3 separate regions of the Mus musculus genome follow, and regions 1 and 3 are each linked to region 2. The links are chromatin loops, found by intact Hi-C in ENCODE. Cell type or tissue: left cerebral cortex. All regions are shown on one strand.

The links. Peaks named below come from ENCODE experiments on the same cell type or tissue, not always from the same donor. Only the 100,000 strongest peaks of a DNase experiment are listed, where the experiment ranks them.
Region 1: a loop joins it to region 2, with 3 times the contacts of the local background. A loop is called at or near these places in 7 of 42 quality-filtered maps.
Region 3: it touches region 2 in a loop (2.7-fold over the local background); 4 of 42 quality-filtered maps call a loop at or near these places.

The regions. Positions count from the first base shown.
Region 1 is chr1:42,534,065-42,542,064 of GRCm38, reverse strand. No RefSeq gene overlaps it. Among named protein-coding and RNA genes, the nearest start is that of Gm46089, 35 kb to the left of the region's middle. In left cerebral cortex, no CTCF peak of the experiment used is centred here; DNase peaks (open chromatin) are centred at 2,040, 2,317, 2,822, 3,250 and 3 more places; H3K4me3 peaks cover 1,785 bases; H3K27ac peaks cover 2,131 bases.
Region 2 is chr1:42,687,286-42,695,285 of GRCm38, reverse strand. Pantr1 (POU domain, class 3, transcription factor 3 adjacent noncoding transcript 1) reads left to right here and starts at 461. Exons shown (of 4, transcript NR_027826.2): 1 at 461-539. All of the region lies in intron 1 of Gm46091 (predicted gene, 46091), which reads right to left. In left cerebral cortex, a CTCF peak has its summit at 3,866 (motif pointing right); DNase peaks (open chromatin) are centred at 1,242, 1,651, 3,890, 5,001 and 3 more places; H3K4me3 peaks cover 7,160 bases; H3K27ac peaks cover 7,484 bases.
Region 3 is chr1:41,034,208-41,042,207 of GRCm38, reverse strand. No RefSeq gene overlaps it. Among named protein-coding and RNA genes, the nearest start is that of 4930448I06Rik, 140 kb to the left of the region's middle. In left cerebral cortex, a CTCF peak has its summit at 4,325; DNase peaks (open chromatin) are centred at 5,265, 6,484, 6,996, 7,584 and 1 more place; H3K4me3 peaks cover 1,156 bases; H3K27ac peaks cover 243 bases.

The DNA of each region.
Region 1 (8,000 bases), 150 kb after region 2:
TAGCAGCGATATAGATTGTGACAAAGATTTTTTTTAAATACCAAGAGAATTAAAAATAGCCAGTTTTAATGTGGTTCTTTATAGTTTTCTTCAAGCACTTATATTCTCAAAGTGTGAAGATAATAGGAACCACTTGTGAGAATCAGCAAATAATAGAAAAATGGGGGGAAAAGTATTTAACAAAACCTCTGTGCCATTTAAATCAGCTGATGTCAAAAATAAAGGCCCCAACCAAGTCTGGGTTCCAACAGTGGGGGGTGGGGGGGAGGGCTGCCGCTGAAGAGATCTACTTCCTGTGGAGAGCACACTCCCTCCCTGGCATGTGTCAAGGCTACAGAGAATTTGATGCATCAACATGCAGAACACACAGATATGACCCTTGCCACCAGAATGTAGCCTTCCACCTGAACCGTATGAGTAACAGGTCTTATTCTCTCTCTGTCTCTCTCTGTGTTTCCCTGTCTCTCTGTCTCTGTCTCCATCTCTCTCTCTCCTTCTCTCCCCCCCCCCTGTCTCATTTTCTGTCCCCCCCCACCCCCACCCATGCCTTTCTCTCTGCATGTTCTCACAGTGAAAATAACACACGTATAATACGCCAACCTTGCGAGAACACAAACTGCCGGGGAACATTACCTTCTGGGCTGTGGCGGATTCATGAGTTCCCACCAGCTGCTTGGCTCTGTCCAGACATGTTCCAGTGATCACCCTGTTAAGACTGGCAATTAAACAGAGTGTTATAGCTAGGAGACCCCAAATTTGATTCTATCCTTCTTTCCTCTTTGCAGAACTCAATTTGATTTTTTTTTCCTCCTGTGCAGAGAAAAGTATGCATGGGTCGTTGATGGGAGTATGCGTATAACCCTGACACAGGGAAACAAAAGTGCCAGCCCTGTATAATAAAATACAGATTCCCTACCATAGAAGAAAATGAATTTTACAAAGGTGCAAATCCCCCATAGTCACTTCAAAGAACTGTGTGGTGGAAAATACACCTACTTCTTGCTATATTTCAACTGTCTTGTCTGTTAGAATGGCACAAGAGCTTCCTGGTTGGTTAACCTTTAAATATATAGAGAGATGGAATGTTGGTCTCATCTGAAGAAAGGAAAAGTCCAGATTAGTAAATATGAAAATCTTGCAGGTGTACAGTATGCTATAAAGGTGAAACTACAAGAAACATCTACAAAGTGTTGTTAGAGAAAAAGGAATATTGACAAAGAGCATTATACAATTATTTAAGACAATGCTCTGCGTGCTGAGAGAGAAAATGTGTCTTAATGTAGGACTGTTGGGATACACAGATTGTCAGGGGAGCTGAAAATAGTGCAGGGATGACCAAAGTTGAACGACCTAATGACTCGTGACATCTCTCCTTAAAAATAAATCCGATGGTGACAGAGGAATAACACATTAAAAAAAAAATTCCTCACCCGACCCGCAACCGGATTTCACATTATTAGTGCGGGCAAGTAAATTTTATGTGATGGTTTGTTGTATTTAAAGACAGTGTAAAACTCTCATTGCAAACAGTTGTTTACAGTGCGTTTTTCAGTACCGAGCTGTTTTAAAGCTCAATTGTGCATTTTGCAGATAAAGTGGGAAAACTAACTGAAGGCTGTATTGTAAGCAGCGGTTGCCGTGGAAACCCCAGTTTCAAGAGCTGGTTCTCCATTACCACTTAATTTAGGCTTCCTAATTGCATTCCACTAAATCGGCAGCGACAATATCTGCAGAGCAAAACTGCATGCCCAGTCTAGCGCAAACCTCTTTGAAACAGGCTTTTTGAAAGCCAGGAGCTATAAAAACTCAGCATGACGCGGGGCATATGAGAAACCTGTAGTTCAAATGTACCACTGCCTGCTTTCCAGTCCTTGGTAACTTCAGTGCGCTCCACACCAATCTATTAGTTCAGTCTACCTTAAAGATCATAAAGTTCTGTCATGTGGAAACTCATCTGTCCAGCAACACATTGGTGCAAAATAGATTTAATTGTACTCCCGGCTCGGTATCATGTCCATTTCATTTTACTACACACCAGCAGGTAGCCGGCACGCAGCCTCACTTCCCTTGAACTGCCATTGCTCTACAATGTGAAGAGAACAATACTTTCTCAGTCTAAAGTATTTGCCACTGTTGGGCTGAGTAGAGAGCTAGACCGCCCATATGTGACCTGAAGAAGAGGTTTGTCAGAACCACTAGACATAAAAGCGTTCCAATTATCGACCACACTGCCTTGCTAGAGGCAACTAATATGATAGTGTGAGCGACTGCGCTAGTGAGGAGCCCCTTCATCACTGTCAGATTACCACTCCAGTGAAACTCTTGTAAATCAGTCACATTATGCTACTGGTGGAAAAATAAACACAGACCTATTGTGCTCCGGATTCTGGAGGGCTCTCGGCAAACGGAGTTACACCGGACGGATGCCCTATTTGTCTGAATTTTTGTCATGTTTAGTATTTGGTGATTACTAACGTGGGAAGCGTTGGCAAGATTGAAGTTACCAACTGCGTTGAGATTCTGCAAGGGAAGCCTTGGCCTTTGGTGGCCAAGGAACAGGACAGCCTGGCTTTCTGGCAGGATGGGGGAGGAGGGTCCGGGTGTTGGGGGGGGGGGGGCTTGTGTGTGAGCGTCCAGTGGGAGAGGAAGCTGCTGACCCTTGATTGACAACAAAATCCCACAATTCTCGTTTTCTCTTTAAACAACGGATGCTTTCAAGCAAAATGCCTCACTATCTCGGAGCACAGGACTTCGTGCCAATCCTCCGCACAGCTCATCATTTCCTCGCTTGGGTCCTGAGGATTTGGCATCTATATTAGAGGCAAAGAGACTCTTTTGCTCCTAAGAGACAAGTAAATAACTACAGCGTTTTATCCTCTCCCTGGCGTCGGTACACGTTGCTAACGCCGCCCAGGAGCGGCTGCCAAGCGCTCCGCTATTGTCTCCTATCTCCCAAGGTTTTGAATGCCCTTGCCCTCCCAACTGCGGCTCTTCTGTGGGAATGAATGAGGCTTTTTCCAGGACAAGATTTTATGAATGAGACAGACTGTGTATTACAAGGCAAGAGGCTCCTGTGCATTCTTCAGATTAAAAAAAAAAAACAAAACCAAAAACCAAAAAAACAAAACCCAGTGTGAAGAGAATCCACCTCCCAGATCCAGTGATGAGAAGACAGGAAATCAACATCGCTGATGACATTTTCCCAGAAAGCCACTCCAGGAAGTCATGGGACAAAGGACAGATGCTTGAGTGCAAACCCCAGGCCTAGACAAGCTGAGCCAAGGTAGACTCTAACAAGTCAACGGGAGCAGGAGAAACCTGCTGCTTGGCGCTCAGTTTCCATCAGGGACAGCAAGGCCACTGCAGTAGGTGTGGCAGTACGGAGTGGCAGGATCATGTTGTCACTGCATTTGACACACGAAAATCACAGCTGTCTTTAGGAACATGTGACTTTAGGGACAAAGTATGAGTAAATTCCAGAGGTAAAATTCTGGGCTTTCCATTACCCTGGTGTGGACCTAGTCAAATTATTCCTTCCCAGTGCCCTGGACCCGAAGCATCTGGGCACAGGCCTTGATAGCTTTTGAACTGTGACGAGCTAGGTGTTGGGTGGGGACCATAATGATTCTTCTGTTGCGTGTTTTTTTTTTTTCCCCTACTCCATGGCTGGATAAATCTGAGCACGTGTTTTCTAATAATGTTAATTCACAGGGACCAGAAGATGGTTCAGTGTTTGAGAGCGTACTCCTCTTTGGCAGAGAATCTCAGTTTCTGTTTTAGTACCCATGTTAAAAGGCTCACACCTGTAACACCAACTTCCCAGGGTTCTCTGGTATCTCTGGGCTTCTGCACTCACACACATGGACCCCCTGCCCCAAGCAGACGCATAATTTTAAAAATTAATCTTAAATATTGATGTTCTGCCATCTTGCAGTCATTCAGTTTATAAAAGCCTAAGTTTCGGTGCTCCCCACCCCCACCCACCGCCCTCTACCCCGTCAGGTTCTTGCTAATTTCCTCTTCGCTTCCTCTCAAAATTGCCTCTGATTTTATCTGCAATTTTTTCCACTTACACTGCTTATCTCTCAAACACCTATGCAACTAATAAAATTAGAGACCTATGCCTCCTTTTCATCCTAAACAATTAGTTCTAATCCCAAAACATCTTTGATCTCCTCTTCATTATTCTCAGACTCAATCCCAAATCTTTGGGACATAGCTTCAGTACCCCGGAGCAAGAAAACCGCAGCAGCTGAAGGAAAAAAAAAAAAAAAAAAAAGATCACCACTGAACACAAATCACAGAGAGTTGCATACATAGTTATGAGGAAAAATTGTAGCTTAACGGTGTTGATAGAATCAATATCGTCTCTGATAACAATATACCCCAGGTTCTATTATCCATCCAGGGAATGCCAATACCATAGAACCCACAGAAGACTCTCTGTCTAGGTTTATCCTCTGTTAATTCCTAAGAGAATTGTATAAATCCAATCAGATACCTGAAAGATCCTCTCTACTCCACCCACGTGAGGTCCTAAACTGGACACCACGCAGCTCCAAGTAATGTGCATGTGCGTTTGGAAGCAAGCACATCTTTAAGTTTACACACCTTTTTAGCACACAGCCCAGTGATAGAGAGAAGAGGTGATTTACGTTGCTCCTGTAGAGACTCATCCTTGCTAAAAACGTTTCGTGTGATTATTCTCTTGGAACCACTGTGCTTAGGAAGGGACCTGGAGCTCAGAGCTTACCAGGAATCAATTGTCCTTTGAATAAGCAAATATGTATTGCTTATGCTTTATAGTTAGCTCTCCCTGCCCATTTTTTCTCTCTTTCCTTCTCTGTATTCTTTAACCCGTGGATTTGCAAGCGTTCTGAAACAACGTGTATGCAATTCTGAACCACTGAAGGTGCATTCTAAATGTTCCTTTTTGTGATACCACGAGCTGTGACTGTCACAAGTCTTACAGATCAACCAGGTTGTCTTTCAAAGTGTCTATTTTCCCAAAATAGTAGAAGACTGTTGATTTAATCTTGTGCACCAACTCAGTTCTTTATAAACATGTGCACTGCACACACACCCACCCACACACCCACCCATCCCCCAAGTAGGTTTTGAGTTCTACATCATTATTTACGTATTGGATCAATAGTCAGCTGAGTATATGCCAGGAAAATAAATAAAACTTTTTTCTCTCTCCCCTTTTATACAAATCTTTCCACTACATTCATCTTGTAGGGGAATTTGGTCTGAATTTTAAAATAAAACATCTTATCACAGGGTCAGGCAGCTCAGGATGATAACCCATAGCCATTCTAAAGGCCCAGGCAAGAGGATCATAAGTTTAGCCGGTGCTAGGGCTACAGAGTAAATTCAAAGTCAACTTGGACATCTCTGTGAGACCCTGTCTCAAAATAGAAAGTTAAAAAAAGGCAAGGGGATAGCTCAATCGTAGAGTGCTTGCTTAGCGTTTGAAAGGCCCTGGGTTCAAACCTTAGAATTGCCTGAGAGAAAGAGCAGCTGCCAGTTATATACCATGGCCTGGGTGAGCACTCGGACAGGTGAGGCAATAAGCACTTCCTGTGGTGTGGACCAAGGTCTTCCTCTAAGCTCCCAACTTCAGGCAATCAGAACCAATTCCACTTGAAACCAAGGGTGTTCAGAAACATTTTTTTTTTTTTTTAGTGAGTTTACATGTACTGCTCTAATTCATAAGAGGAAAAAAATTTAAAACAAAATTTGGTAGGAATGGTTCTGCACAAAATGGAATTACAGCATCCTCTATGAAAGATGTATTAAGAAATTTAAGTGGCAAGTGCGGAGCATTGAACTTAGCTACGGACCTTCTTGTCCTGGGGACTGTGTGACTACAGCACCCCCATCTTGCTGCCCATTGCCCACTGACACAGCACCCACCCTTTTCCTCACCTCTCTTCTTTGCTACCCATGTGATCCGATATAGCTTAACACCATTTAGCTTTGTTTGGGGGTGCAGAGCCTATAGTTGCGAAGTGCCTCCTTTCACACTGGTGTGGTGATCTTGAGCGGCAGAAGAGGAACTGTTTCGTAAATTTTAAGGCATCATAGAGAATTATCTTCTTATTATGTCTTCACCTGTTATTCCTAATTGGTATAACGGTTCTATATATTTACCAGGAGTACCTCCATAGTTCAATATATGTGTCTGGCATGTCATGATTTGTTAAGGACAACTAGATTACCATCAGTCAGTCAGTCACTTTAAATAGTTGTTTCTCTCTGTGGGAAATGTTCAAAATATTTTTTTATCAGCTGTTTTGCTCCTCTCTGGACGGTTGCTATCTTCTCCCCATTGTCTTATACTCTTGCCGTCACTACTCTCTGGCCACAAGAGTGGTTTGTTTCCAGGAGTTGATTGTACTGAACTGAGGTGTGCCTGCGCACAGGACTTGATGATATACAGTATTCCTCTGAACCCTCATTGGCCCAGGACACTGTGCCTCCTCACGCCCAAGCAGGAAAATTCTTCAAAGCTACAGACCTGTTGTTAACTGAGCTGGGCGACTCCAGATAGCACTTAAATCCCCCGATCCAGGTTCGGCTTCAGATACTCTTCTTAGGCATGGCAGAGGATTGAAGATACTTACAATTAGATGAGCCTCTAAGGTGGAGACCCAAGGAAGCACCCAGAATAGCCACTTAAACTTAAACTTAAACCCAGTAACAGTTCAGCCTAAGTCATAACTTCCTATGTTTTCACTGAACCTCTCAGATATGCAGGGTAGAGTCCTGAGACCAGGGCATAGCTTTCAAAATGTCAGGTGCTAATTTCAAAGCCCAAATCACTTATGAACAGAATCAAAGGGCAGACCGAGCAAACTTGTAAACATTTTCAAAAATTGTAGTAATGAATCCATAAAAGGGAAATAGTTCCGTTAGTATAAAGTGCTTGATGCGTAAGCTTGAAGAGCAGAGTTTGATCTGGTGTAAAAGCCATACATGGTGGTATGTGCCTATAATCTGAGCTGTAGGGAAGTGGAGACAAGAGGATGCTTGAGAGCCACTGGACAGCAAGTTCCAGGTTCAATAAGAAAACCTATCTGTTGTTTGAGTAGAAATGATCCCTGTAGACTCAAGTGTTTGAATGCTTGCTTGTATGGAGGGGCACTATTAGGAAGTGTGGTCTTGTAGGAGTAGGTGTGGCCTTTGGGAGTAGGTGTGGCCTTGTTGGAGGAAGAGTGTCACTGAGGAAGAGGAAGGCTTTGAGGTCTCCTATGTTCAAGCTACACTTAGTGTGGCTCATAGTTGCTTCTGCTGCTAGCCGAACAAGATATGGAACTCTCAGCTCCTGCTCTAGCACCATGTCTGCCTGTATACCGCCATGTTTCCTACCATGATGAAAATGGATCTGGAACGGGGTCAAATTAAATGTCTTTCTTTATAAGAGTCACCATCGTCATGGTGACTCTTCACAGTGATAGAAACCCTATCTTAAAACACCATCTCAAAAAATATTGGTGGAGAGCAATTGAGAAAGATACTTGATGTTGATCACTGAGTTTCCTCTGTATCTGCCCATGCATACACAAGGGGTTTGGTCAGGGAGATATCAACAGAGACTACCTTTAGACAATAGATTAGCAAAACACTCATGTTTGTCAGAACAATTTATGGGTGAGGCTGTGGGGAAAGATGCCATATCAAGTGTTGTAGACAAGATGTAAAATGACAAATGATATTATTGTTATAAAATGAAGAATGGTAATTTATAGAAAAATTTAACATGATTAAACTCTGGCCAGAAACTCTCACTTGTAGATATTCTTCCCAGACCAAAATCACAATAGGGCATATCCACAAAATTAGCCATTCTTATATACTTATCTTAGCACAAAGGCAGAAAAAAACCCAGGTATCTCTCGTAGTTAGTGGTTTGTGAGAATAAACAACAGAATGTGCATACAAAGAAATTTTACACAGAAGAAAAGGACATAGATATAGATAAAGATATAGATATA
Region 2 (8,000 bases):
AGTCTACCCATTCTACCTAGACTGCGTTGTGTCGCACCCCCACCCCACGCGAGAGATTTGTAAAGCGCGCGCCGCGGATGTACGTTCAAGCTAATACCTATAGACAGATGTGTCCCCACTGGTTTCAAAGTTTCCTCTTCCCTTCACGCGCGGGCCCCCATCTCTGTCCTGCAGGAGGTGGGAAAGGAAGGCTTGCCTCGCGCAGAGCTCCTGTGGCCAAGCTTCTTGGAAATCCGCCACTGCAACTTTGTGCAGCCGCGGCGCGCCGGCGGCGACCCTCTTTGTTTAAGTTCTCGGATGCCATCATCTGGGAAACCTGCAGCCCTGTACCAGCGCGGGGCCCGCGCGTGCGAGTCCGACCGCTTGCTGCGGCTGCTCGCTCTCCAACCCCCCCTCCCTCCTTTCCTCCCTCCCACCCACCCTCCTCTGGGATTCTTGCAAGTATCGTGCGTGCCCTTGTGAGTTTGGAGGGTGCCGGTCAACGAAGCCACGCGAGGTATTTGAAAGGCAATCAGCCCGACCGTCCCCCTAGATTCATCGTAAGTGTATTCGATCCCAATGCCTTTAGAATGCAGTGTCTGCCTCAGCTCGCCTAGAGGGCCTAGGGCTGCTAGCTGCTCACCCGCCCCCCACCCCGGTCCCCTTTACCGCTGACTCGTGTGTGTGTGTGTGTGTGTGTGTGTGTGTGTGCGTGCGTGTGTGCGCGCGTGTGAGTGTGTTCATTGGTGGGGTTTTCACTCGCTTGCTATTCTTGGGCATGGGGACGCTTTATTTTCCTCTTTCTTTGGGTCTCAGGTTTTGCGAGGTGGCTGTGACCGCTGTCGACAAGTGCTTTCTCAGCCGCAACCCAGCTGAAAGAGTTAAGGGGCCCGGGAGGAGGAGTGCGCCCGGTAGGCGGGAGAAGAGGGGGTGGTGTGGTGTGTGTGTGTTGGGGGGGGGGGGGACGACGCGGCCAAGCGGAAACGCCGCACAGAGGAACCTCAGCGAACCAAGAAAAAAGAGAAAGTGGCAACGAAAACAAGGACAAATTAAATCCTCCTTGGGGATTTCCAATGAACTAACCCAATTCGGACATTCAATAAATACACGACTCTTAATGAGTGTGCGTGTGCTTGCACCCCGCACCCTCAGCTGCAGGGCACCGGACCGCAATCTGCAGTTTCTAGTCCAAGCAGCAGCCGAGAACGTAACCCGGCGGTCGGTGTGCTCCGAATATAAAGAACTGGCCTGCCTTCTCCCCGATGCATAATTTCTCTAGAGGGCTCACTTCTGTGAACTCAGTTACAGAGGGAGCTCTCCAGCTCAGCAGCAGCCTCGCAGCCTCTGCGTGATCTCGAGATTAACCGTAGACGCGGGGCATTTATGTAGGATCGGGTCCAGCTCCTGCTTGCCGGGGTGAAAAGATACCATCGTAGAAACAGATCTAAAAGGCAGCAGTAACCAAAGCCCCAAAACAGAACGGATTCCCCCCTCCATTCCAAAAGGTTCCTTTTTATATTTATATATGCGTATATGTATATATAAAAGATGGAACACAGATTTCATTGAATAAATCTGAGATCTCCAGGTGCAGACGTTTGAATAGTCGGTGCCAGCACCCCGTGTTTTCCTTTCCTGCCGATTTTGCTTGGATCCGGCTCAAAAACCGAAAGAGTCTCGTGGTTTTGTTTACACTGAATGGGGAGGATAGGAACAGAGCCATGGGGCCGCCTTTCATTAATATACAGTGAGGATTTTGTCTAAATTACTGCTATGAGTTTCACAGTACACGCTTTCAAAAGCCGTCTCAGGTGGCCTGATGAAACGGGATAGCGCCTCAGCAAACAGATCCACTTTCTTTCTTTGCAAGGAGGGTGTGCACGTTCGGGAAGCCCCCCAAACGCTGTGCTCCTCAATAACAGAAACGCACTTCTGTTCCCAGGTCTGTCCCCTTCTCTCCCCCCACCCCCCACGTACTTAGTTCTCAAATCGCTCCCCAGCTTCCCCCCTCCCACCCCACCCAATCCTCCCCCTCCCTCTGCGGAGTGTGATTGTTTTGTCTGGAAAAAAAAATCCAAAGTATATAACAAGGGGAGAACAGTTAGTGCTGATTTTCATTTGCATACATTTTCATATATTTTGGTGAAAATAATAGACGAGAGAGAACCGGGCTTAGAGGAGTCAGTGTAAAGAGAAGGCTAAGGATAACTCGGCTCTGGAGAGTAGAGAATATGCCTTCTCTTCTGCCCCTCCAGGAACCTTACTTTTTTTTTTTTAAACAAAAAACAAAAACAAAAAACAAAAACCAAAAACCAAAAACCAACCACCACCTTTTATTTAAAAGTCTAACCTTGGGAATTTGCTGGGTAAGTGTTTTTTTTGTTGTTGTTGTTGTTTTGTTTGTTTGGTTTTTCTTGCTCTGCTTCCTCTTTTTCCTTCCTTTCTGGTGTATTGTTTATTTGTGTTCTTGAAGGTTTGGAAGCTTTATTTTCATTGCTTGGGAGGAGCGGGGAAGGGAAAGTGTGTGGAAGGGAGTTAGTAAGACAGGTCTGACGTTGCTAAAATAATACATAAAAAGGTGGACTGATTCCAATGGCCCTCACAGCAAGAGCTTTACCCTTCTGAGAGAGAGAGAGAGAGAGAGAGAGAGAGAGAGAGAGAGAGAGAGAGAGAGAGCTATTAATTTTAGTTGTTGATCATGAGAGGGGTAAACCCTAGAAATGAGTTGTTTACTAAACATAAATATTTCTTATTTGGAATTTTCCCCAGAGAATCAGGGCTGAAGAGGGAGATGCCTGGCCTGTCTTGGTGGGGGTGTCTGAATTGTGAGTCTGCCCAGATTAGGACAGGGAGCTGTAGGATCCAGTGAAGAGGGGAGGGGGCTGGCAACCAGAGGGCAGAGGGCTAGAGATGAGGAAGAAGTGAGGGAGAAGAGGCAGGAAGTCAATGTCCCCCTAGTTAAAGCTGCAAGTGGGGAGCAGGCGGTGTGTGCTGGCTCAGTAGTGAAAACCCATCAGAAAGAAGGTGATCAATCAAAACTAACCAGGATATCCTGGGTCTCCACTCCCCAAGGACAATGGAGCTTCAGTATAGAGAACCAGATTTTCCATGTTTTCTATTTTTGACAGTCAGATCTATCCCTCCTTATCACTATCTCCCGGTTTTATAAAATTCAAGGATATACTTACTTAAATAAATATGGCCGAAAGAAATAGCGATGCTAAGTCCAGGCCAGTGTGATTATGTTACTTTAGTGAAATGGTCTGGGGATGATTTTTTAAATGCTTCTTGGATTTGTTCTTTTGAAGAAAGCCACATTGGGAGGGGAGTATCAAATGTCTGAAATTATAGTGCACTTTTGTATACAGAACACCTTGCAATTTTGAATTGGTAATTTATTTGGAAACAGTTGATGCTAAATCAATGCAGTGGTTTGTAATGAGGGAGGAAGAGGTGTCAGTTGAGGAGGGGCTCAGCATCGCCAGGTTCCCTCCCCTTGTTTACAGCCTTGCCTCTGACTGGGGTTAACTCCGTGTGCTCCATTGGACCAGATGCCATATAGAGCTGCTCCCTGAAGATCATTTGTTTCCTTGATGGGGAACATTTCTGAGCAGAGCATATTGGTTGCCATAGAGAAAGAAATAAAAGGAAGAACACTAGTCACATTAAGCTATATGTTTGTGCACTGGGCTTTAGATAAAAGGACCTTGATTCAGCCAAAGAGGAGAAGCCAAACTAGAGATTTCTAGGACTACTAAAACTAGCTTTATTTTGTTTTGGACTTTTACAGTTGAAACATATAAGCTAATTTTATTGGTTGTTGTTAATTTTATATGACACGGTTTACTGAACAAAATAAACTTTGCTTAGCAGTACACTATTGACTAGTCGGCAGGGGGCGCACTGACTCGACTTAGCAGTAGCTGAGGAAAATGTAGCCAGTTCAAAAGCAAATCAGTCTTTCCAAATTTGCCAGAAGAACAAACACCCTTACCTTTCCTGTGCATGTTCAAGGGAAGAAAGGAAATGATTGGGCAACACAGAGTTTTAAAATACCAGGACAGTGGTCTCTCCCACACTAGCCATGTCTGTAAAAGACCCAGGAAGCCAGAGGATATTGAAACTATTTCCCCATTTCTCTCTGGAAAGCGTGGTTAGGGCTGTTTATAAAATAAAATGGGCTGGGAGAGAGAGAGAGAGAGAGAGAGAGAGAGAGAGAGAGAGAGAGAGAGAGAGAGAGAGAGAGAGAGAGAGAGAGAGAACCGTTATGGTTACAATATAGGTTACTTAAGAAACTATCTTTCAGGCTGATGATGGTGATTGTTTTTTTGGAATTGAACTAGAAAGCAAAATGAATTCTGAGGTAGTATATGGTATATGTAAAAATGATGGTCCTTTCAGCAGGGCATAATCTCACAACTGGGTATAATTTAGGGTCTTGAGCATATAGCAGGTGCCTGGGATCTTTCAGTCCATTTGATACCTAGTAGCTACTTTCATTCTTACTGTTTTCAAAGGGTTTAATAGTTACCCTTGAAGGGCTCTGTAGAGAAAAGAAAATACAAGCTAGACAGAGGATAGAGGTAACCGTGGACTTGAACCTTTTTAAGGACAGATAAAGAGGAATTTTAGTGGAACATAAAGTTTCTGCCCCTAAGATTTTTTTTCCTTTTGTGTATGTGTGCTGCCAATGAAAACCCTGACAAAGAACGAAAAAGTTTTGTAGCAAACTAGGAGGCTACCTAAAACAGTGAAGAGCAAATCCCCTTGGTTTTGAGGATTTAGTCAGTTTGTCTTACACAATTTTCCCAAGAAGATTTAGAGAGTTACTAAGAAAGCCAAGGCTGGAGTGACTAGGGTGTGAAGCTGGCTTCCACAGTGCAGCTGAAGGCACCTGTGAATAAAGGAGTCACAAAGCCTGACCTTTCTGATAGCTCTGCTGCTCCTCTAGGGGTGGGGGTTGTTGCCACTGGCTTCTTTTCAACACTGCTCCAAGCCAACCAGGCTTCAGCCTTAAGTTTTTCTGTGAAACTAATTTTAGCAGGTCGGGGTTGGATTGAAGTGGGATGTGAATTCATCTAGGTTTGAAAGATTATAGGAATCCTGTAAGCAAGAGACACTTGCTCAAATACACGTATACCATATGATTTCACACTGGACCTTACACATTTGGCGTCAGAAGATGCAGTGTTAGGTTTGTGCTAATAAACTCAAGTGGAGAATTGAGGAAGGTTTCATGCGAACCAAACCACTGCCTTCCTCCTCAGCTCTGCATTGCAGACAAAAGATTTCCAGGAGAAGTCCACAGAGTGGGACAAACCCCAAGCTTAGCTTGCTCTGCATGCTCAGGGCTGTTCAGAGCATTCAGAACGTATTAGTAGGGAGGGGACACTTTGTTTTTTTTATTCATCCATATCGCAAAACATTGGTGAAGGTCTCCGTGTTCTTCATACAGCATGTTCTCCTGTGTTATAGTTTCTTGGAGCTGTGGTTGTCTAAGCAGCTGTCTGTTCTCTCTCTCTCTCTCTCTCTCTCTCTCTCTCTCTCTCTCTCTCTCTCTCTGAAAAATATACTCAGAAGAACAAGGAAGTGGTGGGAACCCCCGTGGTCCACTTTCAGCAAAAGAAACAGAAGAATAAGAATTTGGGGCAAAGCAACAAGTTAATTTGAGGTGACCTGCTGGTTTACAGGGGCCATGTTAGAATTCTGCAATGACTTAGGGGATAATCAAGGATCAATGAAGATCCAAAGTTGTGGGCAAAAGCTACAGACTTGTTGAGAATACTGCAGTTGCTTTTGCCAAATGAGAGAACGTAGAAAATTACCTGAGCCAGAGGTGCCTAACATGAAGTGGGTACCTCCTCATTTGCTTCCATTTGACAATGACAAGGCAGTCCAACAAAGTACAACACAAAAGCAGCTTCTCTTAGCCTTTACACATTAAAATAGATGTTTGGCTTACCCAAATGTATGGCTTATACAAATGGGGAGGGATCTGCAACACTGGCTTTTGGTTAGAAAAGAGGCTTTATCTGGTGAACAGTGGACTAGTCACTTCTTGGTATTGCTAAGGTTTTGGAGTATGCACCCCTCCCCCACTTTCTATCTCTTTAATATCTGGTTTATATATTCTGAAGGAAGGGAGAAAGCACTTAGGTTTCTTCAGAACGGGCTGAAGGAGTAATCATGAATTCAAAGAAACTATGATTCTTTAAAGTAAGCTCCCTCCTCCTTACACTGCAGGGCATTTCTAATTGTGCAAAATAAACGGAGAAAGCACAGTAACTTACTTGGTAATACTGTATGTGCTTTTGAAGCAACCCATTTCCAACTGCTTGCCCACTCTAGTTGTGTGCCTGAACCTGTCAGGTCTGGTAATGCTCTCTCCCAATAGCTGGAGAAGCTGCAACTAATGGATTATTCTTGGCTGCCCCTCACCACCCTTCCTGTGCTCCCGACATCATGGTCTCTTTCAAATTTCAACTCCTAGGACTAGGTAACACAGAGTCCACCTGATAGACTGGAGGCGATGGTGAAAATATGATTCATTAGCAGCAAACGTGGATATGTCCTAGCTAGAAAAATATTTCAAGGTAAATTTGGTGTGTGTGTATGTGTGTATGTGTGTATGTATGTGTGTGTGTGTGTGTGTGAGAGAGAGAGAGAGACAGAGACAGAGTTTGTGTGTGTGTGTGTGTTATAAAAAAACAAAAGCCCAGATATATAAACTGAGTTTTACCAGAGGTGTCTGGAGTTTATATTCTTGCATTGGTCCTAAAAGATTGGAGTTATTCTTTGCTGGAGGTCCTCCCCCACCAAGCACTGCTTCTAAGTTTTACAGCATCTTCTCTGTGGCCCAACCAACAGGGCTGGGCTGGAAAAGAAAGCTATTCTTGTACTCTGGTACCTTTTGTTGTTGTTGTTGTTGTTGTTGTTGTTGTGTTTTGTTTTGACATTTGACCTTAGCTAGTGTCTGAGGAACCTGGTGTAGAGTGGGCATTTCGGGCATTTCGTGCTGACGGCTGCTGCTCTTTTCTCTCCTGTGCTGCTGCCGGAGCTTCATTCTACAGCTTGACTCCTTCCCTGGGGTCCTATCCAACTCGGTGCCTTCCTGGGACAGCCCTACTTTACTGGTGTTTTCAAGAAAATGTAGCTGTTGCTATCCACTTAAAACACACACACACACACACACACACACACACACACACACACACACACACACCCAGTAACAAGTGTATTCACAGAGAGTTGATGCTTCTAATACTCCATAGTTTGCAAGAATATAGTTTCCACCACTAAACTACTTGATGGAAGTCTAGGTGTTAGAATGACGTGACCTTGTTCACAATGGCTTCCTGTGTGTCCAGTATTGCTGTTCATATTCACCTTTCGCCTAAATTTTCTGCAGGGACCCTGGTTAATAAACCCCAAGGAGGGGATCACTGGCTCAGAGTGGCAGTTGATAAACATCAAACATTAATTTAGTATTAAACCAGGGCACCAAATCACCCAGAAGTCACAGCACAGTACTGTCAAATGCTGAGGACTGTGTTTGCCTTATTTTTATTCCACAAAATCGGTCAAGTAAAATTTTGTTTGGAATAAACAGCATTAAAAGTACCCCAAATTAAAACATTGTATGATTTTATTGGTAGGGTCTTGGCAGCAATTCTCATCCAGGGTTAGAATGCATGATTAACCCCCCCCCCCAGGAGACTTGAGCTCCCACTCTTCAAGTGGAATGGGGCTTCCGTTCAACGGTGTGGGGGGTGTCCTCCTCTCCTCTCCGACCCTACCATTTATGTGATTTGTGGGACATTTGCCGAATTCGGCAGGAATCTGTTGGGCCTCAGGGCTACGTCTGTCTTTCTTCGAACGCATTCTAAGGGCATTTTATTTTATTTAGAGTGCAGTTTGCATAATAAAATTAAAAGGCTCCCATTACTTCCCCTTTTCTGCCAGCGACTGCCCAAAAAGGTCTTTTAGAATGTTATTTGAACATAGAGCGGTCCGCAGAATCC
Region 3 (8,000 bases), 1.7 Mb after region 2:
TGTCGTGCATCAGACGTGCCTGTTCCGTACACGCCATCCATTCTTGGGTTATTTTTAGTAACATATCTATTCAGAACTTATCTCCATTTTCCCATATAAAAATACAAAGGGAACTTAAATACAGTGTGTGAGTTCCTCCCCAAGCCTGGTCTTACTCTCAGCGACTTGCTCAGGGAGGCTCGCTGTCACGTAATTAAGCATAATTCCGAACAAGCGAATTCTTCAGCAGTTGATCCTATTTGCACATTTAGACTTCTTATTTGGCTGCATACTCTGTGGGCGATTTTTCTATTTCTGTTGAATTAATTTAATAATGCCACTGCTTGAAATAGCCCTGGATGTAGAAAAATGTCAATGATTTTCAAAAATGTCACTTCCCCTATGTAGAAGGAATGACATTTTGTTTTTTCCTTGAAAATATATAAAGATTTTGTATTGAAATAGTCCGTATAAATACAACTAGAAATCTGGCCATTCATTCCTCCAGAGGTAGAGATGACTGATCTCCGTCTTCAAATGGGCCTATGTCCTTACCCAAAACAGAACAGGGATGTTTGAAGGCTTGCTCTGACTTCCATGTCCAGTGGTAAATAAACCCTTCCTAGAAGAAAAGTTTTATCTTTAGACCTCATTTTCTAAATATAAAAAATATAAACTTTTATAAAATATGAAAGTTTAGGTTCACTGAAGGACATTAAAGTTTCTAATTCCTAAAGGAAGACCACATTTTGACCTCCAAACAAGAAAGCATGCTGCTATATCCCACGGAATCTTGGCATTTAAGAAATGATCAGTAAAGACCTGAACATTTCTTTCTGTGCAAAGACCTTTGAGGTCCAAAGAAGTGATCGCTCAGGTCAGACACAAACACTTGCCAGACCAGCTCCTACACACACAAGTCTCAGAGGTAACTTGTAATCCAAAGAGGAAATCAAATCGAGCCAAACTCTTGACACTGAGCACAGCTCCATTTTAATCACACAAGGCATGAACCTAAATTTTCACTTTTACCGACATTTTCAGACGCCCCAACCTAACACACCGGAGGAAGGATGGACTGCTGCCACATGCGCACCTGCCAAGGGAGGATGAGGAGAGAGACACAAATGTAGACTATTCTCACCCCAGTATTCACAGAGAATAGCACAGCTATATAATCAATGCAGTATCTCCTTTGGTCTTTTCCACCACCCTGTGTTAAGCATCTGCTGTGGGCGCCATTGTATTAAAGCTAATATCTTAGCAGTCTCTGGCAAGAAGTAAAGCTTCGAATAGGGTTGAAGCCCAAGTCTTTCAAACCAGTTTTCATGATGATTTTGTAGTAAGAAAAGCAAGACACCCGTTTTTACACCTGGTGTTAGGAACTTTGCATATTTGCTTCATTTCACACACACACACACACACACACACACACACACACACACACACACACATGTCCCAGCATCCTTCTTCTCCACCTGATTGGAACTTTAAATTTTTATGTTAAAGACCTGGAGAGACAGCTCAGCAGGTAAGAAAGAACACTGGCTGCTCTTTCGGAGGTTTGATTCCCAGCACACATGAAATAGCTCACACCAGGAGATCCGCTATTCTCTTCTGTCTTCCTTGGATATCAAGGACATGCTTGATGCATAAACTTTCATGCAGTCAAAAGCTACTTATATGCACAAAGCAATCGAACAAGCAAACAAATGAGCAAAGCAAATAAGGGATAAATAAATATTAAGTTTATATTGAAAGGCCCTTGAAGGCCATGGAAGGCCAGGGAGAAAGGAACTATTGAGCCTCATCCAGGGGTTCAAGGCTTGGTTGACACTGAAAGACACTTTCTAATGGGGGACAGGAGAGGAAGAGGCAGAGAGGCAGAGAGCTAAGAGACTGAGCGAATAGCTCTTGTGTGTTGATAAATATAATCAAGTAAGAGGAGAAGCATTTTCCACAAAGGAGCTACAATCAGGACGAACAGAAAGATTATCAAGAGATAAAAGACAAACACCAGCCTCGAGGTGCTGGATCAAATGTAACAGAACCAACCCTAGCCCGGAAAACATTCTTTCTACCACATATGGGATATGTGTTGAGCGTTCTCACTTAATATTGAAAGGACAGGATTACCCCAGCAGGCATGAAGATTTGGGGAACATCCAGACATGTGGGCTTAAAAGAAAGACATTCAGTTGATAAAATTTGACAAAAGTTTGACATGGACCCTTCTGTCCATCAGAAGCTTTGTAATATGTACTTGTGATTCTCTAGAGGGTTTGTGTGTGTGTGTGTGTGTGTGTGAGAGAGAGAGAGAGAGAGAGAGTGAGAGAGAGAGAGAGAGACAAAAGTATTTTCTACTAATAAACTAAATTAGGATTAACTCAGGAAGTCTCACAGAAAATTCAGAATAACACATTTTAATATAGAAGATAGGACTATAAACGTGATGTTCTTTCCAGCAGCCAATTTTCGGGGAGAGCATGGCATAGCAGGAACACAGCATAAACTGTGGAGGGACAGCCTCCTCCTGTCCCAGACAGCACAATGCCATGATTCCAGTGACAGGCTACATTTGGCTCCCAATTTCACAAGAAACCAGGGCAGATGAGCTAGCCAGCCAGGAGCTCACATCTCACCAGGACAAGAAGCCCATGGGAAGGTAAGAACTGAGGAGCTGTGCTGTCTTTTTATGCCATCAGAGAATGGCATAGTATGGCAAAGCAGGGATAGTGGAGTGTTCAAAATCCTACCCAGAGGAAAGGTAAAAAGAAACTGGGAGACCAAACAGGAAAGGGGGTTTGGCAAGGTGTTTGATAGTTTCCTTCAGAAAGGAAAGCTTGGTCCTCATGCCCGTCTACTGACCCAGCCTTTTCTACAGTTCAACTCACCCCCAATTATTTTTGAGCCCAAACTAATTATATTGGCCACATATATCCTAAGGTCCTATGTCACCAGCCAATAGGAAAGAGATTAAGGAAACCGAATGAATTCAGGATCCCTCTCTGTCACAGCCAAGAAGGTCTTGACTGCAAACGATGTCAGTTAGGTGTCTATCAGATCTTACGTTCCATTTCTACAACAGGACTGGACTGAGGAGATCAAAATGGCTGCTGGGTGGCCACGGAGTGTCTGCAGAGGGTTCCTAGCATTTCCATGTCACCAGATTTCAGTCAGATTAACACACTTTATCCAAAAAAGCAGACATTTGGCTTCATATACATGTGTATGTACAATGTATGATATATATGATTATATATACATACATATACATCACTGTTCTCTGTTCCTAGCCTTTGATATATATAATATTATGTATTATTTATAGATATTATATATATGTGTATATATATATACATATATATATACACATATATATACATATATATATATATACATATATATATATATATATATATATATATATATATATATATATATATATATCAAAGGCTAGGAACTCACAAAAGACAAATGATCAAAAAATATAACAAAATTTGCAACCATATTTCCTTTCAGTTATGTTATATATATGTTGGACCAACATGTTTCAGTTCCCAACTTAAAAATATATAGCATGCTTCCTATACTAGAAACTGAAATGATTAGGGTAACTACACACAATATTGGTATTTCAGGTAAAACAGAAGTTTTACTCAGTACTGTGATGTTGTATGGTTATTTCAAAACTAAATGACAGGTCCCACTGAAACTTTTAGTTAAAGTTTTAAAGGTTTGAAAATATTTTATTATCCTTATTATAAATGAGTAAAATGTGAACATTGATGGAGATATTCCAACAGAGGAAGGGTCTTTCCAATCACCCAAGTTTTGTTTTAGATGCTATTTACAATGCATTTACGTGCATTCTGCAGTGTTAACCTTGTATGAGAAATTGCAGCCTAATGGGTGGGCTGATCTCACCAGATCACTGCTGATGGTCAAATAACACACCCAAGGTGAGTCAGCTGGGTGGACAGTGATTTAATAACCAGCCACCAGCTGGCTCTTTAAGGAAGCCGGTCAGCTGCCACCATCTTCATAAGGTCTGTGATAGGGTTAGCTGATAAGTACCATACCTGTGCTGGGTTAGGAAGCTTGGGTTAGGAACCACACATCATTTAGGCAGTCCAGAGGCAGCACTGGATGCTTCTCTGAGCAGCAGAGCAGAAATGTGCAATGATGGGGCTTTATATATTGCGTCCCTGTTATTTAAAAGTTGTATTTAATTTTCTTTTATGAGTACTTGCCTTCTGTCTTTTTGTGCATGTGTGTTTGTGTATTATGTGTGTGCAGTGCCCAAGGAGGCTAGTAGATGGCAGCACATCCCAGAGTAACTGGGGTCATACATGGTCGTAAGATACCATTTAGGTGCTAGGAATGAAACTCATCCCCTGCAAGGGCAGCAAGCACTGTTAACTGCTGAGCCATTTCTCCAGCCCCCTTTTAACATTCTTAAACTATACACAGACATCTCATTTTTTAGAAGAACAAAACTGGCTTGCATAGGTAGCTCAGTGGTTCCTAGTTTGAAAAAAATCTTATGTGCCAATTGTCCTAGCCATTAATCATAAGGTGCTCTATGTTTCATATATTGGGTTAAGTTAGAACATCAGTTCCAGGGCTGGGGGGGGGGGGCGTGTAGGGGGGCTGAAAGAAGAAAGCAAGCATGTTGAAGGGAAAAACAAGACAATGGGGTTAAGATCTAACTATAAGTGACCACTGAACAAAATATTGATTTCCATGTTAAAAATAAATTAACAATCAAGCACTTTGCCACGAAGGAACTTGGTCTGAAGGGAAAATTTTCCAGTCGTTCCACAGGACAAGAATTCATGTGATGCGAAGGGACATCTTTCCTACGTTAAGCCGATGACCAACGTCATTCTGGCACCGAAAGTCTCTGCATGTGTGTGCAAACAGCAAGGCACTGTAAAAATGTAGTGATTTACTGAGGCTTAGCCGTGCTTAACAGTCTGCAGAAAGCTTTAATCTTTTGCATCGGTTTGGAATTAATAAACTGGGCCGAGTTCCCTCTCCTCTCCTCGGCATATGCAAAGAGAAAGATACAGCCTTCTCCTCCCAGCTCTGCGAACGAACGCCCCAGCCACAGTCATTAGCGAGGGGAATTGTGAGTAGTGACTGCGTGATTGGCTGGAGGCTTGTATTAACTGGGAAGCTTGTGAACGGATTGTTTGGTTTTATTCTCTAATCCGTGAGCCATTTCATTCATGAATATGTTGTTAATTCCAGAATACCAAGTTTTACTTTTAAGAGCTGAAGTATCCCAGAAATCAGAAGGGCTGGGTCTGGCAGCCTTTGTCTCTGTCCCCAACACAGACTATGAAAGCTGATATAGACTCCTGTGGTTGAGGACTTAGGAAAATGGCACACCTCCAGGTATTTTTTTTTCCTGGTTCAATTGCTTATGCGTTGGTATCTATGTGTCGGAAAACCTTTCCTCGTCATGGAAAGTCTATTTCCTACAATGTAGTATTTATAACCAGCATGTTGTTCACAATTTAGAAACCCCCTTGGAATCATTTCATACATTTCAAAGAAAAAAAAAAAACTTATGCCATTTTTTTTTCAAAATTTCCAAGAAAAAATAATAATAAAGGAGATGGGGGGGGAGAAAAAGAAAGAATCTAGGGTTATAAATAGTTACCTAAGAATCAGTATACAAATAAACGGAGGGGGTGAGATACAAATACAAAGTCAAAAATTGATTCTGGGATGGGTATAATGAATTAACAAGAGAAAGAAGAGCAAGCGACTAAGCCAAGGAGCCTCCTTCACGCAGGAGAAATTCTTGCCAATGAATTCTGTAAGAGCTTCTACAGCAAGAATGAAAATTTAAATGCCCACCAGGAATCAGATACGAGGAAATCACTTGTTTTTCTGATGTTAAAAGAAAGAGGGGAAAAAGAAGCAAAGAAAGAAACAAAGAAACAATGTAACAAAGAGGCAAAGAAATAAACAAACAAACAGAGAAGGAAGGAAGGAAGGAAGGAAGGAAGGAAGGAAGGAAGGAAGGAAGGAAGGAAGGAAGGAAGAAAGAAAGAAAGAAAGAAAGAAAGAAAGAAAGAAAGAAAGAAAGAAAGAAAGAAAGAAAGAAAGAGACAGAGAAAAATCGTGTTTCAGGCACAGGACCCTCTCTATACAGTGCCAGTTGTGTTTAAACATCTCTCAAATCAAAACCATGCCTGCTTGGATGCTGCAGATCGAACAAACCTGTTTGGAGATAACTGTGTCCTAATCTATCTGGAGTGAACTCATAGGTATTTGGGAAAGCGAACTTAGTTATCTTGGAGAATAATCTTCTCTAATATCTCAGGTTCCAAAGATCACAGACTAGACAATTCCCATTTAAAAGAAGGGGACCTGGAGCCAAGGCTTGTGCTCCACAAGTCTGATTTTTCTACCACGAGACTCCTCTCTCCCCTCCTCTCGTTTCTTAAAAGCAAATACAGAAAGCTATCCTGACGCTTAGGCGCTACTGCATTTCTAACGTGGGCACTTCGCTCTGAAGCGTCCCAGTCGCGTTTACAATCAAGGAGGTTATTTATGATCTCCCTTGCTCTGTTTCCTCTTTTATTTTTTGCGGTATTTGGCAACAGACAACTGGCAAACCATTCTCCCTTCAACATACATCTCCCCTCCCTTGATTAGCACATTTTTGCCAATAAAACTAGCAGAAATTAGTGTTAATATTCGGCGTGTTTCTGCTCCATCAGCAAGCGATTGTGAAGCCCAGAACATTGTAACAGCGCTCCATAACGCAGGATGCAACGTATTAACTTTAGGGCAGATATAGCTTTAGAATAATGTTTTGAAAAGCAGCCCCTGTAAATATAAGGTGGTGTGGCACCATATGGAGACTGGCTTTCTGACATATGGCTTGAATTAACAAGTTTAAAACTGTTAGGATCAGTTTTTCTTTCACTGAAGGCAAAAACCACAGGATTCAGCAGAGAAATATGCTCATCGTTGATACAAAGGCCCGCAGAACGCTGGGCCTCTTGGGCTAGAATCTTTTTGTTGGCAGTAAGCACAAGTTATCAATAGTGAGACGTGTCCTAACACGACAAGGAATCAAAAAGCTGCCAGTGCTCAAAGACTCGCTTCAAGGAGCACCTACGTGGGCCCACATCCCACTCACTAGAAAAGGGCACTGCCTTTTTGAAAGTGGTTTTTGAGTTACGATTATTGCCTCCTCAACATAAATTGTTGTTCCCAGGTTGGCATAAAAGATATTTGAAAAGACGAGCTTGAGTGACAGATGGTAGCGTCTCCAGGCTCTGTGTCTTCTGATGTTTCCTAATTGAACCTTTGCGGGGTGAGTTGAACAGGAAGCGTTCAAAGATCCAGGGTCTGTATTACACAAACATTGTTGCATTTCATCAAAACCGTCTTTGAAGTGTGGCACTTGCGGACCACCTGTAGCTTTGAAATTTAATGTCCCATAAAGGCTTTCCCCGATACTGAACAGGAGAGCATGCAGCCACAATATGCTTCCGGACAAAAAAGGAAGAAGGATAGCAAGGTGGAACGAAGACAGCTTTCAGATGTGTGTTTCTTTTTTATTGCTCTTTCATTTCGCCAAGTAGAGCTCTCCAAAGTAGCAAAGGCAAGGCTCTCTGCATCCAGACACCCACGGGCTCTTTTCCATTACTGGAAGCATGTTTGTTTAGAGTTCAGCATCTAAACTATAATTATTCCAGGTTGGAAATATCCCTTCACTCTAAAGTTGGGCCTGCCCTGCTAATCTTATTTCATGTTTCCTCTCTGTATATTGCTGTGGGAAGATGGCTATGTGCTCTATCATATATGGAATATAGTATAGGATGTTTCCATCTTAGGAACTGGCAATACAGTTTTCACCCAGAAATTGATCTTAGTGGCATCCAATGCATATATGTGGTCAGAAAGGTAAAGTCCTCCCAAGAGATGCTTTTCTCCTTACTGGTGAAAATGGTATTGCAATACGCATGAAGATGGCAAATTGCACTCTGTAC